Linked DNA regions of Homo sapiens: regions 1 and 2 are each linked to region 3. Evidence: chromatin contacts called from ENCODE Hi-C data. All regions are on one chromosome and are shown on one strand. Each heading gives the region's core, a stretch centred on a gene start or an enhancer-like site at or near the end of the contact. The rest is flanking DNA. Distances are from core to core; before and after follow the strand shown. Region 1 holds the start of MSL3 (MSL complex subunit 3). Region 2 holds the start of PRDX4 (peroxiredoxin 4). Region 3 holds the start of CDKL5 (cyclin dependent kinase like 5).

The links. A loop is a pair of places that touch in the nucleus more often than their neighbours do. Pooled maps may share reads with other maps.
Region 1: a map of CD8-positive, alpha-beta T cell shows a loop between it and region 3 (10-fold over the local background). The contact joins the promoter of MSL3 here to the promoter of CDKL5 in region 3. A Hi-C loop is called at or near these places in 2 of 168 maps with a recorded cell type or tissue (CD8-positive, alpha-beta T cell and naive thymus-derived CD4-positive, alpha-beta T cell) and 6 of 50 pooled maps.
Region 2: a loop to region 3 is called in a map of CD8-positive, alpha-beta T cell, with 10 times the contacts of the local background. The contact joins the promoter of PRDX4 here to the promoter of CDKL5 in region 3. A Hi-C loop is called at or near these places in 2 of 168 maps with a recorded cell type or tissue (CD8-positive, alpha-beta T cell and naive thymus-derived CD4-positive, alpha-beta T cell) and 8 of 50 pooled maps.

Annotation. Positions count from the first base shown.
Region 1 is chrX:11,754,682-11,759,486 of GRCh38, reverse strand. It overlaps MSL3 (MSL complex subunit 3), which reads right to left and starts at 1,250. Exons shown (of 13, transcript NM_078629.4): 1 at 1,122-1,250. The coding sequence starts at 1,223. It overlaps MSL3-DT (MSL3 divergent transcript), which reads left to right and starts at 1,404. Exons shown (of 2, transcript XR_007068393.1): 1 at 1,404-2,735; 2 at 3,967-4,805. RefSeq lists an enhancer at 803-1,097 and silencers at 951-1,330, 1,341-1,490, 1,511-1,710.
Region 2 is chrX:23,664,813-23,669,265 of GRCh38, reverse strand. It overlaps PRDX4 (peroxiredoxin 4), which reads right to left and starts at 1,773. Exons shown (of 7, transcript NM_006406.2): 1 at 1,455-1,773. The coding sequence starts at 1,695. RefSeq lists silencers at 1,311-1,440, 1,791-1,970 and enhancers at 1,720-2,014, 4,258-4,453.
Region 3 is chrX:18,422,531-18,427,043 of GRCh38, reverse strand. It overlaps CDKL5 (cyclin dependent kinase like 5), which reads right to left and starts at 1,436. Exons shown (of 18, transcript NM_001323289.2): 1 at 1,349-1,436. RefSeq lists a silencer at 1,116-1,185 and an enhancer at 1,521-1,815.

The DNA of each region.
Region 1 (4,805 bases), core at 1-2,500, 6.7 Mb after region 3:
AGAGCTCTGGGAGTTGTAGTCTCCTGGGCTCCCCTATGTCCAGTGCCAGGATGGCTAGCTGGAGACTCTGGAATCCCTCCCTGTTGTGTCCCTAGAGGGAACAACTAAAACTAATGATGGGGCGTGCCCCCCCCCCTCCGCCCCGAGGAGGCTGGAGGGCGAGGAGAAAGAGGGATAGCAGACGCGGTTAAAAGACAGGAGCAGCAGGGGAGGGAACTGAAGGCAGAATATGCTCATCCCTTTAGGGATGTCCTTTAGCATCTCTAATGGACAGAGCTGTCCAGACATCGCCAAAGACACACCTGGGACTGCCCCTGTCCCTGCCGCCTAAGGCTTCGCCCAGGTGGCCCTAGGAACCCAGGTCTCTGAAATGAAAGCACCTGGGTGCTTTCCTTGGGGATCTGGGAGACCTGGTGCCAACTCCTGCCCGCCACCCAAATCTGAGGAGCTGCAAGATGTGGCTCAGCTCCCGGAGACTTAGGTGGACCGGCCCGGGGCGCGATTCCCATCAACTATGGTCAGACCCACGTAAATCCTTCAGAGTTTGAAAACGTAAATGCTGCAAGGCCCTGGGGTACGAAAACACTGGGCCAACCTTGCCCTCGGGATGGGGTTCACGGCCTACAGGCGGGATGGGGCCTAAACTGGACTAGGGTCCCAGGGACACAACGTCGCAAGTCAGCGGCCAGCGCCGTGTAACTATGAATTAGAACCTGGATCGGACGGCCAGGGCGTCCCACAGGAGCCCACCCGGCACCAGGCCGCACAGAAGGAGACATTTAACGCGAAGACAGAAACCGTATTCGAGAAGCCTCCTCCCTCAGCGGCCACCGTTGCAGTCGGGGGCGCAAACGGTAGCCCCGGTAACGCGACAAAGCATGGGCGAGGCTCCCAACCGCGCGTGCGCCGCCCGGCCTGACGGAAGGAAGTGGAAGCATCCCAGACCCCGCCCCGACTCCCGGGCGTAGCGCCCTGTGAGCGCCCCCTGCCGGCCGCACCGCTCCTCGCAGGCCGAGGAGCCCGGCCGGTCCCTCAGCTCCGCGCGGCCGTCCGCCCCCGCCCCCGCCCCCGGTCCCGGGTCCCCCAGCCCGCGCCTCCTCCCTGTCCCTCCGCGGCGGCACCTTGGCATCGTACAGCACTCGCGCCTTGGTGGGGTCAGGCTCGAAGCACAGCACTTTCTCCCCTGAGTGGAATTTAAATTTCATGCCCTCGCTCGCGCTCATTTGCTCATCGTGGCGGAGGGCGAGGCTCCGGGGCGGGCGGAGCGCGCGCGGTGGGGGAGGGCGGGCGGGGGCGGGGAGGCGGTGCGCCGTGGCCGGGGGGGGCCGGGAATGGCGGAGGCTGCGGCCGCCCCGCCCTCGGCCCCTCCTCCGCCCGCCCCGAGCCGCTGCCGGGACCTCGGAGGCGCCTGGCGCGCGCGCTCCCGCCCGGGCGCGTCCCCGCACGTCCCCGCCGGGGCTCCGGGAGGGGTGCGGGCGGGGAGCGCGACCCCCTGGCCAAGGTCTACCGGCAGGACGTCTCCCGTCGCCCCCATGGGAGAGGGTCCCCGCGGCCTCCAGGCTGCGCCCACGTGCGCGCAGGGTCGTCCGTCGCCCCGAGCGCCCGCTCTCCGGCCCGGGCGTGGGAGGCGCCTAGGGAGAGAGAGAGCCGGTCTGGAGTAGGCACCCGGCGGCCGGGAGGCTGGACGGCGTCTGCCCCCAAGAGCTCCCTGGCCGTGCGCGCCGCGTCAGCCCCCTTGGCAGAGCAGCGCGCCGATGAGTGTGGCCACGCTTGGAGAACGCAGCGCTGGAGCTGGCCCCAGGCGGGCAGTGGCCTCGGGCGAGGGCAGAAGGGCACTCCGGGCTGTGAATAGAACACTTGCTTATCCCTTCAGAGGACAAGCCGGTGGCAGGCCTGGAGCCCCCAGTGACGGGTTGAGCAGTGGGCAGCGAGGCAGATGGGTCCTTAAAGAGTAGCTGACGTCTTCAGTGTCAGCTTCTAGCGTGGCCTGACAGCCCCCAGCATCCCCGGAATGCCCCCCACGGTCTATCTGCTCCAATAGACTAAAAATTCCCTAAATAGAAGCACCCTTGAGGCCGCTATCAATATGGTACCTGCACAGAGTGGATGTTAAGTAAATACTTGATGAGCGAATGACAAGTGATGGGAGACTTGAAGGACAAACTTCCAGGGACAGGAAGGACAGTGCTGGGCTTTTTCTTTTGAGTTTTGGAAAGCCGTTGGGCAGTGTAATTACTGGATTAGGACCGGGCTGGAGACCAGCTTCCAGGCTAATCTCTGCGGACCTGGTGAACTTCCCCTTCTCTGTTCTAGCCTCCAGAAAGTTGCATTTGCTTCCCCTCTGCACGCTTCCTTCACCAGGTTCCTGGTATACATCCTTCACATTTCAGCGTGGGCATGCCAACAGAAAAGCCCTCAGGCTTCCCAAGATGAATCATAAAGCCCTGAGGTGTTCCCTCCCAGGACTCTGCTTAACCCCTTTCTTGCATGTACCACTGTGCTATAGAATGGGTTGTTCATTTGCAAAATGACCTCATTAAGACAGTAAGCTCTTTGAAGCTGGGGGTAGGGGTCTTATCCAATTCATCACGGCGTATTCGTGGCACATAATATGGAATGAATGAACAGATTGATTTAGGAAATAGAACCCACAAAACTCAGTGGCCAATTGGATGTGAAGGAGAGGGAAGGAGGAATCTTGAGAGACTTCCAGGTTTTCTGGCCCAAGGAATTGGGTGAGTAATAGCTGCATCCGCCAGAATAAGGCTATACAGAGGAGTTAAAGGTTGGGGGAAGATGGTCAAATGGCCTTTGGGGTAATACGGTGCAGAAACTAGAACTGGAACCATGATTCCTCTCCAGGTTGTGGTGTATCAGAGATGAGAACAGTAGATGGTGGTGTTCCCCACAAATGGCAGGGGCGGCTTGGAAGCACATGTAATTGCACGTCCTGTGTAAACCGTAACTGAAGTATTCACCTTTTTATTTTTCCTGCCCATGATTGGAGAGAGTTCTGCTGCAGGCTCTACCCTTTCAGGGATAGGATTTTAGATGCTTTCCTTTGTTTCTCCGCATTTCCACCCCTTCTTATGTCATTGAGGAATTCCTCTTTCCCCGTCCCTCTAAAAAGTCCAAGAATGCAAAAGCCTTCAGGAACCTAAAAGTTAAAAAGCCTGCCAATGGCAGCACCCCTTACAGTCCTCCTCCAGATTAGGATCCACTAGAGAGGGCTCCACCCTTAATGCAGGACATCATTTTTCCTCTCGGGTGTAAAGGTTAAGAACATGGCCAGCTCTGCAAACCACTCTCCAGGACCCAGTCCCATGCTTGTCACTTTCTAGCTTGTGACCATGGACAACTGGTTAGTCTCTTTGTAATGCACTTTGTTCATGTTTAAAATGAAGGAAATAGTGGCTCCTACTTCATAGGGTTTTTTAGGAGTCAATGAGTCAATTCAGTGTACATGGCTTTGTGTAGTGCCTGACATATAAGGGCTGGGTAAATATTTGCTCTTGACATTAGGCATTTCTTATCTGTTTCTCCGTGTCCCCCATTCATTCATTCATTCATTCAGCAAATATTTATTGGACCTCCTGTGTGCTGGTTGCTAGACACACAAAGTAGAATACATACATTACCCCTGTCCTCCCAGAGGGCACATTTCAGGAGGGCGGAGCAGCAAGCAATCAAGTTCAAGCTTTATGTGCATACCCTGATAAAGCTGGTGTGGAATAGAGGAGACAGAAGAGCTTACTTCTCTCTAGGAGGAGGGAGAGTATCTGAAAAAGCTCCAGAGAGGAAGGCACTCTTGAATTGCAACTTAGGTGTTTTCCTCATTTTCCAGTTTTTGAGGTTTGGACAGTAGTTTCGTCTGTATTCGGGCATGATTATAGAATGGTCTTGTTTTTGTCGGGATTAAGATAACCATTAAATCTTATAACAAATCTTTTTGATTTCTCATTATAGGTCACCTACAGGAATTGCTTCTCTTAGCAAGGTGAGTGCAGTGCGGGATCCAGTTAGTTGCGTCGCCCGCCGCCCCGCTGGCAGAGGCCCAATTTTGTTCAGGTGTTTGCCATCCCACATTGTTAGAGCAGACCTCTCACCAGGGCTGGAGTGACACTTGATCGGGCTAATACGGTAGGACTCACCTCTGGGTATACATTTGGAACAGCTGGGGAACTTTGAAAACTTGTTAAAATACTGTTGCCAGGAGTTGGAATTTTGTTTCCAAAGTTCCCAGGCGATTCCATTGTGCAGGCGGGGCTGAGAACTACTGGTCTAAACCAATCCCGGCAATCCCCTTCCTCTTACAGTGACTGGTTTAAGTATGGTCATGTGATACACGCCTGGCCAATGAGAAATTCTCATAGCGAGTTAAAATGGGGAACTGTGAGTACTTCTGGAAAATATTTTCCACCTGCCTCCCCCCAAAAGAAATACATCTGGCATAAAGTCTCCTCTTCCTCACTGGGTGTTATCATCTGCATCAGAATGCGGCGTTGGAGAGGGTGTCAGTGCTGTAGCCACCTTGGCACCACGGAGCTGGCCATCGTCACTGAGGCTCTGAGGATGAGAGCCCAAGGCTAGCACTCGCTCACCTGGGTCACTGGGGAGCTGTTGAGCCCCTGACGCACTAAATTAACTAATCCTGATGCCTAACGCCAAACTTCTTGCTCTGTGACATAATAAACCTCCATGCAGCAAAAGCATCCTGATCACGCCCCTCCTGCAGTTGTAGAGTTAGGTTATTGGCATCTGGTATGTTGTCTATTGCTAATTTTGGTGATACTGATGAGACAGAC
Region 2 (4,453 bases), core at 524-3,023, 5.2 Mb before region 3:
ATTTTAAAATTTAAGACTGGTTTTGTTAAAAATCTCAAAGTAGGCTGGGCACCGTGGCTCACGCCTGTAATCTCAGCACTTTGGGAGGCCAAGGCAGGCGGATCATGAGGTCAGGAGTTCCAGACCAGCCTGGCCAATATAGTGAAACCCCGTCTCTACTAAAAATACAAAAAATAGCCGGGTGTGGTGGTGCGCGCCTGTAGTCCCAGCTACCTGGGAGGCTGAGGCAGAAGAATCGCTTGAACCCGGGCGGCGGAGGTTGCAGTGAGCCGAGATCGCGCGACCGCACTCCAGCCTGGGTGCCTGGGTGACAGAGCAAGACTTCATCTCAAATAAAAAAAAAAAAAAAGTCCCAAAGTGGTTAACTGAAAGTACTTACTTTCAGCAAGTAAGAACTGTAAATGTTTAAGAGGACAAAACAGTTTTTCTCATTTATCACTCCCAACCAACCCATCCTAAGTCATAACAACATTCCATTTAACTCTAGGGATTCAGAATTTGAAGCATTACTTTTTTCACTGAATACTGGCATGGAACATGCTGTAACTGAACCATAAAAACCAACTACACACCTACAGAATGTCAAATGATCTGCAGGAAAAGCAGGTTACTGAATAGCAAGCAAGAGACAGCCTTTATCTATAGCCACTGTTCACTTTTGGTTAATTTTAACATCCAGATGTAGCAGGCTACAACTTTCACAGTATCTACTTCGTCTGACGTGTCATTCCTGAAAGTGGCCATTAGCTTTGTACACTGGACAGAAATGCAAATAATCAAAAACCAAATTGGCAGGACACAAATTTGCCACGAGGTTTATCATCAACCCAAATGCATACTTCTAACCTTTTCCCCCATTTCCCTCAAAAGTACACTCTGTAATAGGTTCTTCATGTCTGAGAAACATAAGGAATATCCATTAACTACACAGGCTTTGGGGAAGGTGGCTTTCAGTAATAATCTTTGTAAGATGCAAACAAAAAGGAAGAAAGAAAAATGAAATGTTTGACCTCCCGAGCACTGTGTTTAGCAACTTTTCTGTTTAATCAAACTTTTTGTGAATCATTATTCAACCTATCAATGTCTTCCTTCGCTGAAATAGTACCTGAAAAAGACAGGATGTGCTGAAGGCACTTTGAGATGTTTCAGGAACTGTTTCAGTTTGCCCAACATCCTCGATGCAAACTCGGGACTAGGGCCACCCACTTTCCCTCAGCTGCGGCTTTTGGGGTAACCACTACCTCTTCTAAAATCTGATCAGTGGAAACCATACCTTTCTTCACAGCTAGAACTCCCCTTTATTCCCCTCCCCGCCCTCCTAGGTGAGAACCAGGCCCGCCCAGGGCCCGGAGGCAGCCCAGGGGGTGCCGCCCAAGCCCAGATTCCGGGGGTGTAACCGGGGTACACGTGTCTCCGGAATCTCCCCTCCCACCCTTTGGCGGGACACCACCTACTCTTCGCTTTGCTTAGGTGCAGGGAGTGGTCGGCGACCGATACCCGGGATGCCTCTCCCGGGTACACTTGTCCACCCGCGTAGAAGTGGCACTCCTCTTCGCGAGTCCGGGGCCTCTCCTCTGTCTCCCAGCCCTGCACAGCTCCAGCCGGCAGCAGGAACAGCAGTAGCGGCAGCAGAAGCAGCCTTCGGTGGCGGCCGTGGTCCGGAGTTGTCGCGGCTAGCAGCGGCAGCGCCTCCATGACCACGCGAGCGCAGAAACACGTCCCTTGGCGCGAGCGCCGCTTCTGCCGCCGCCGGGCAGCTACAACCGCGTGCACGACGCCCGCGCGAACCGGGGCGCGGCCTCGCGAGACCAGCTCCTCCCCCTACCCCCCCTATCTGCTCCCCGCCCCGCCACGTGGGCGCCGGCCGCACCTCCCCCATCCCAAGCCTGCATTTGCGCCTGCGTCCCGCGGCTGACCAGGACCGGGAGCGTTGCCCAACTCTGTGAAGGCAGCGACAAGGTCTCCTGACCTCCGCGCTGTTTTAGACATCTTTCCACGTCCATCTCTTCCACAAAGCCTCACCACTGCACACAAGCCCCTCACAAGCGGAATCTAACCTATATGCTTGTGAATGGCTTGCATTTTATACTTCTAATAAGCTTTTTAAAAAGTCACTTAACGTTTTTAAAAATTATATTTACTTGACAAATCATAATTGTATACATTCGTGGGATGCAATGTGATTTTTTGAAATATGTATCCAATGTGGGATGATTACATCACATTAACTTATCCATCGCCTTGTTTACCTATGACTTTTATGGTGAGACATTTCAAATTTACTCTTATTCATTTTGAAATATACATTATTATTGACTGTATTTACCCTGCTGCTTACCAGAGGTTGGGAAGTAGGGAAGGCGAGGCGAGAGGGAAGGAATGGGGAGTTAGTTGTTGGTCAGAGGTTACCAAGTTCCAGATAGACAGGAATAAGTTTCAAGATCTAATAGACATTTACTAATTTTTTTTCTTGAAGTGATTTGTGTGAACGGGGCCATGATCTGCACTACTTGCAGCTCTTTTAAGTCCTGGAAAAACTTAGGGAGGGTAGGTCTAACCATTTACTTTCCTCCAGCATGCAAGGGCGTACAGGCAGTTTTTAGTGACCTAATCTATTGTTTCAAAGACAGCTTTTTTTTTTTTTAATTTAAATGAAGACTTGAAAAGTTACCAGAAAACTCTCCCAGCAGTGTTGTTCCTTTTTCTGACAATTACCCCATCACCCAACCCCTGGCCTTTTCCCTGCCCTCCCCACCCATCTCCCCGCCGTGGGCACCGCCCCGCTTGCCGCTGCAACCTGCCGTGTGCGTCTGCGCACTGGGGGCAGGCCCAGGCCACCGAGCGTCCACCAACTGGACTAAGACCACCTTGTGTCGTCACTTGTGACCGATCTTCTGCACTCCCACCCTCAGCACTGTTTTAGACCCTGTTCATCCTTCTGGGCCCATCTTGTACACAAAACTTCGCAGGTGACTGGCCTCGCGCCCTCAGCACTGTTGTAGGCCTTCTCATCCTTCACACCTATTTCTTCCACAAAGCTTCGCCCATGGCTGTCTTCCCACCATTGAAGTGCCAACGACCCTCGCCGCCAGCACTTGTTAGACATCCTTCCACGCCCATCTCTCCCAAAAAGCCTCCTCATCCCACGCCACCCCCGCCCCTCAAAGGGAAACTGACCTTTCTGCCTCTGAATAGCTCGCGTTTTATCCCTCTAACAGACATTTCTTATTCTTTTCCTTGCAGTGATCTTTGTGAACAGCCATGACTCCTCTCTCAAGTCGGAGCCCTTTTCAGGTCCCCAGAAAACTTGGAGAAGAAAAGTCTAACCTGAAAAGCCATATCCCTAGACCATTTCTTCTCTTCCAGCTGGAAAGGAACTATGGGGCAAACAGGCAATGTTGCAACTTAACCCTGTGTTAGGTTGTTTTTTTTTTTTTTTTTTTTTTTAGACAGAGTCTCGCTCTGTCGCACAGGCTGGAGTGCAGTGGCAATCTCGGCTCACTGCAACCTCCACCTCCCAGGTTCAAGTAATTCTCCTGCCTCGGCCTGCCGAGTAGCTGGGATTACAGGTGCGCGCCACCATGCCCAGCTAATTGTGATCCGCCCACCTTGGCCTCCCAAAGTGCTGGGATTACAGGCATGAGCCTGTATGATCCCAGGGTGCCCTCTGTCCTCCTGCAAGTGCTTGTTATCTTTCTTTTTAAATTAAAAAAAATTTTTTGTGGCTACATAGTAGGTATATGTATATATATATGTATATGTATATATATATATTTATGGGGTATATGGGATATTTTGATTCAGGCACACAGTGTGTAACAATCACATCATGGCAAATGGGTTATCCATCACCTCAAGCATTTATCATTTGTGTTACAAACAATCCAATTATACTCTTTTAGTTATTTTAGGGTATACAATTAAATTGTTATTGACTATAGTCACCCTGTTGTGCTATCAAATACTAGGTCTTATTCATTCTATATTTCTGTACCCACTAACCATCCCCACTTTCCTCCCCAGCCCCCCACTACCCTTCCCAGCCTCTAGTAACCATTCTTCTACTCTCTATCTCTATGAGTTCAATTGTTTTAATTTTTAGCTCCCACAATTAAGTGAGAACATGTTAAGTTTGTTTTCTGTAAGCACCTGTTATCTTTCTGAATCCTGCAGAAACCATCCTAAGTTTGTCTTTCCTCTACTAGACTGTGGGCTGTCTGGGGCTGAAATCAATGTGTAATAGGTCTTTGTTTCCCAAAGAACCTGGCCCACAGTAAGCAACTGACATTGCAAACACCTGATTTTATAAATAACACCTAATATTGCAGACAGCCTCAGTTTCAAGTTGCTTTCACATATTTTATCCTTACTCCTTGTGAAACAATCTTTTGTGGCAGATAGAAAATTTCCCCTTTCCAAACTCATCCCTCACCCTAGTTCTGCCCACTGTATA
Region 3 (4,513 bases), core at 187-2,686:
ATACTATCACCTTCAACACTAACATACAGGAACAAGTAAATATAGCCTCTTCACATTTTGTGAACAAAACATTTTAAAACACTTGAAGGAAATAAAAACAAATTTACATCTAAGTGTCACTCACATGTAATTCCGAATAGCCTCGGTGAAGATGTCTTTTTTGTAACCCTACAGCAAGAAAGAAACAAGCTGGAAATGTTCCAGCAGATGTTACCTAAAACGATAATCCTGTTCTATACACATCTCTGTCTCCTGTTTCTGACAAACGCTCTCAGACAAATTAATTTGTGTAATCTTTTACATTAACTATATAACCATTACGTTCAAACAAACCTAATTCAGATGCACAGAAAGAAATCATTCGGTGTCAACAATACTTTCTAAAATCAGCTTAAATTCCAGCCAATTAAAATAGATTGTGCTAACAGAATACTGATCTGCAACTACTTAAATATCACAGCACCCGTCTAATCTCACTGTAGAGATACTAAGGTCAGGCTTTTCTTATTCAGGCATCTGTTCTTTAACACTCAAATGAAGCGAAAAACAAAACCCTCAAGGAAGATCTGCCTTTACACTGAAATATGTTCAGGTTATTTTTTTCCCCAACGTGGGCACAAAACGTGTCAATGCAAGGAGGACCTGTTCGTTCTGGGAGACGGTTCCAAATCCCAGAATCCGATTTCTATGAGGGTCCAAAAGGTATGAAGGTCTGAGAAGGGGCCATTCTTCTTCCCCGCACTATGCCAGTCGTGAACTTCACAGCATCGCCTGAAACTTGTCCGGGGGAGGTTGCGGAGCCGCGGGGCCGGCGCCCGGTCGCTAGCCCACCCTCGCGGGCAGCCAAGGTCAGAAGGGCCCGGGCCGCGACTGACGGCCCCTGGCGAGTCTCGGGCTCCCTCCGAACTCGGGCAGGGGGCTGGGGCGCGCAGGCCCCTCCTCGGCGCCGGCGGGAAGGGGCTTACCTCGCCGCAAGCCCCGGGGAGCTCGTGCCGCGGGAGCGGCGGGGCGGGGACGCCGCAGACCCGCCGCTGAGGGGAACCCCGCGGGGCGGGCTCGACCCGCCGCCCCTCTTTCACACCCTTTCGCCTCCCCACACCCCAAAAGACAGCCCCAGCCCCTCGGGGGAAGCCCTTCCAGAGGCGCAGGGGAGCGCTGAGGAGGGGCTACTCCGGGCTGGGACGTCCTCACCGCGTCGCCCCGTTCCGGGGGAACCGGCGCCCCCGCCCCTTCTCTTGTCCGCCCGGGGGGACTGGGTGGGTCTCCACTCTCAGGAGAAGCTGGGTGGACGCGGGGCCGATGTAAGGGTAAGAAGGCTTGGCGGGCGGGTGGCGGCGCGACTACTCACCCCGCCGAGTCCCCCACTTCTAGCAGGGGACCCCACAGCTCCTGAGGACGCCGTCGCCGCTTTACCTTCCCCAGCGGCAGAGACAACTAATCGAAACCTCCGGCCCCGCCCTCTAGCAGAAGCGAACGCGCAGCCTATTTTGCTAACTGCCCCGCCCCAGCCGGCCCGTTCGGACCAATGGGAAAGCACCTCAGGTTTTGCCCGATCCCGCCTTTACCCCGCCCCCTTCTGGTAGGAGCCAATGAGGAGGAAGCGCTTGTCCTGGGGTTCGGGCTCGCGCCGCTCGTGCTCGAGTCTCCGAAGCCGAAGAACGCTGGTTCCTTATACAAGCTCGCCTGCGCGCTCACGCGCGCGCCGCGCCTCCTGGCACGCCAGGTTTGGTTGCCCCGCCAAGCCCTAGCAACCTGGGCTGGAGAGGCTGAGAGGGGCGGGGCCCGAGCCTGGAGTCGACGCCGGGGGGTAGAGCGGGGAAGCAGGGAGAGGGTCGACGGTGGTGGGGTGGGGAGATCGTGACTGAGAAAGGGGTGGCTGCGGGGGTAGGAGGTGGCGAGGAGGCCCCGGAATCCGCCTGTCACTGCGGAAAAAAGAGGGAATCCTGCCTGCAGCGCAGCTACCCTGCCCTCCCTCCGGAGGGACCCGTGCCGGGGGCTGGGGTGGGGGAAGTCGGAGAAGAGGGGGAGAACATACTCGGGGCGGGAGCTGAGAAATACAGGATGGAGGATGGTTTATCTCTGTTGTTGGTAAAAATGATATCGAAGTCCATTGCTGCTGCTGCCCAACTGTTGCCGCTGCGTGTGCACACACACACGCACATATGCACACACACAACACACACTCACACGTACACTCATCCAGCAGCTTGCGGTCCCTTGGGTGAGTTAGGCGCAAAGACCTAGCAGCCTGAGGATTCCTTACACAGCAGCTGGGCGCGTGCAAAGAGCTGTTGCAGCAGTAGCAGCAGCAGCAGCAGCAACGACCCACACCTCCGCTTCGGTCCGATGCTCTGCCACACAAGATCCCCCAGCTGGCTTGAAAGCAATGAAGTCATCGCCCAACCAGTACAAATGTAAAGATCTTAATACCCACCATGGATCGGGTTTCCAAGGAGGATGAAGAGGTGATGAAATTGAAGGAGATAACATTTCCAATGCTACTTTTAGAAAATAAAGAAAAAAAATTTTTTTAAAAAGACATTGGGGACAAATCTATGGAAAGCTGCATAATTATTTTCGCTTTAACAAGCAAAGGAGAAAAATAGGGTCTCTTCTGGTTAGGAAAAGCACGGAAAATAGGCAGTGTATGAGGTCATAGCTGCCACCAAATTAGAAAGATGCAGTACTGTAATAGGAAATAGATATTTGGGATAAAATCCACTTAATCTATTCCTGTAGTGAATCTGGTAACAATATGTAGCAGCATGCTCAGTTTGGCCACTTGATACCAAGCCAATAGGATTTTCTTTTTCATAACGGTGAATATTTGATGAGGAAATGAAAGTGGAAGCATATTAGAAAATTTTACAGGTAGGAGCAATGAATTAGCAAAGAGGGAAAATGGAGTCAGAGGCAACAACAGAGGGCTTCGCAGAGTCTCCTGCCTCCTCCAGATGCAAAGTAACAGTGCTGTGACCTCTAGCTTCACCCACGTGGATCCAGAACTCCTGGGGCAATCACTCCATTTTCATCCCTGTATATCAGAGCCTTTGTACTAGGAATTTCAGCAGCATTACCTTTGACTCAAATGAATAATTTTTTAAAATTTTATTTAGACCTGGTGAACCGGAAGTAACAAATTAATTATCCGTATAGATTGAGAAGATGGAGAAAAAACAATAACTGAACATCTGTTAATATAGGTCCAATTTAGTATTAAGTAGTAATATTAGATGCCTTATAATGTGCCATCCCATATACACAAATATGACCTTCTGCTTAGGGACATTTGCTTTGATCTGGTTTTAAGTAGTGGTAAAGGATTTCTTGCAGTCACTTGCAGTTTAGTTAATTCGTCTTTTGGTCAAAAACTAACCTTTCTAGAAAGTTAGTAAAAGTTTAAAAAGTACCATGCGCCGGGAGCAGTGGCTCACGCCTGTAATCCCAGCACTTTGGGAGGCCAAGGCAGGTGGATCACCTGAGGTCAGAAGTTCGAGACCAGCCTGGCCAACATGGTGAAACCCCATCTCTACTAAAAATAGAAAAAAATTAGCCGGGAGTGGTGGCGTGCACCTGTAATCCCACCTACTCAGGAGGCTGAGGCAGGAGAATTGCTTGAACCCAGGAGGTCAAGGTTGCAGTGAACCGAGATGGTACCACTGCACTCCAGCCTGGGCTAGAGTAAGACTCTGTCTCCAAAAAAAAAAGTACCATGCTGCCATTTAACTGAGCACTTATGTAGAAAGAACACTAATACTAGCCAGTGAATGGATACCTGCTCTGTGCCAAGAACTTCACATAGATTTAGGGTTGCCAGATAAAATACAAGATGCCCCGTTAAATTTGAATTTCAGATAAACAACGAATAATTTTTAGTATAAATGTGTATTTTTATCCTGGATACATGTGGAACAAGGCTAGAAAACTAAATAAGGTTCTAACCATTGCCAAAAAAATTACGAAATGCCCTTCTAGGTCTAGACCTTGTAATGCAATCAGGATCTGGGAGAAAAGCTTAAGAACCAAATTAATGTATAAATTTGTAGTGTTTGTAGAAAGAGGTGAGCATACTTAGACTAAAATATTATTTGCTGTTTATCTCAAATTCAATTTTAACTGAGCATCTTCGATTTTTATTTGCTAAATCTGACACATTATCTCTAATCCTCTCAATTCTCTGCGAAATTCTCACCATTTTCCAGATGAAGAAACAGCTTGAGAACCTCCCCAGCATCGATTTGCTTTTTTGCCCTTCTAATAGAACCCCAACTCTGTTCAGGCATCCACCCGCTCCACACTACCCAGAGTCTCAGTCAATCAATGTGTGGCCTAATTACACTGAAGGAAAGAATTTAACATTTGATGGTTTGAAAGAGGTTTTCCCTGTCTACCCTGCTGGATGAACAAGGAAGCAAGTACGCTTGTTGCCACTGACAGTCATTTCGTGACTAAGAGGAAAACCAGCCCTAGGTCAAAGCCTACACACTAAATAAGGCAGAATCAAAAAATAGAA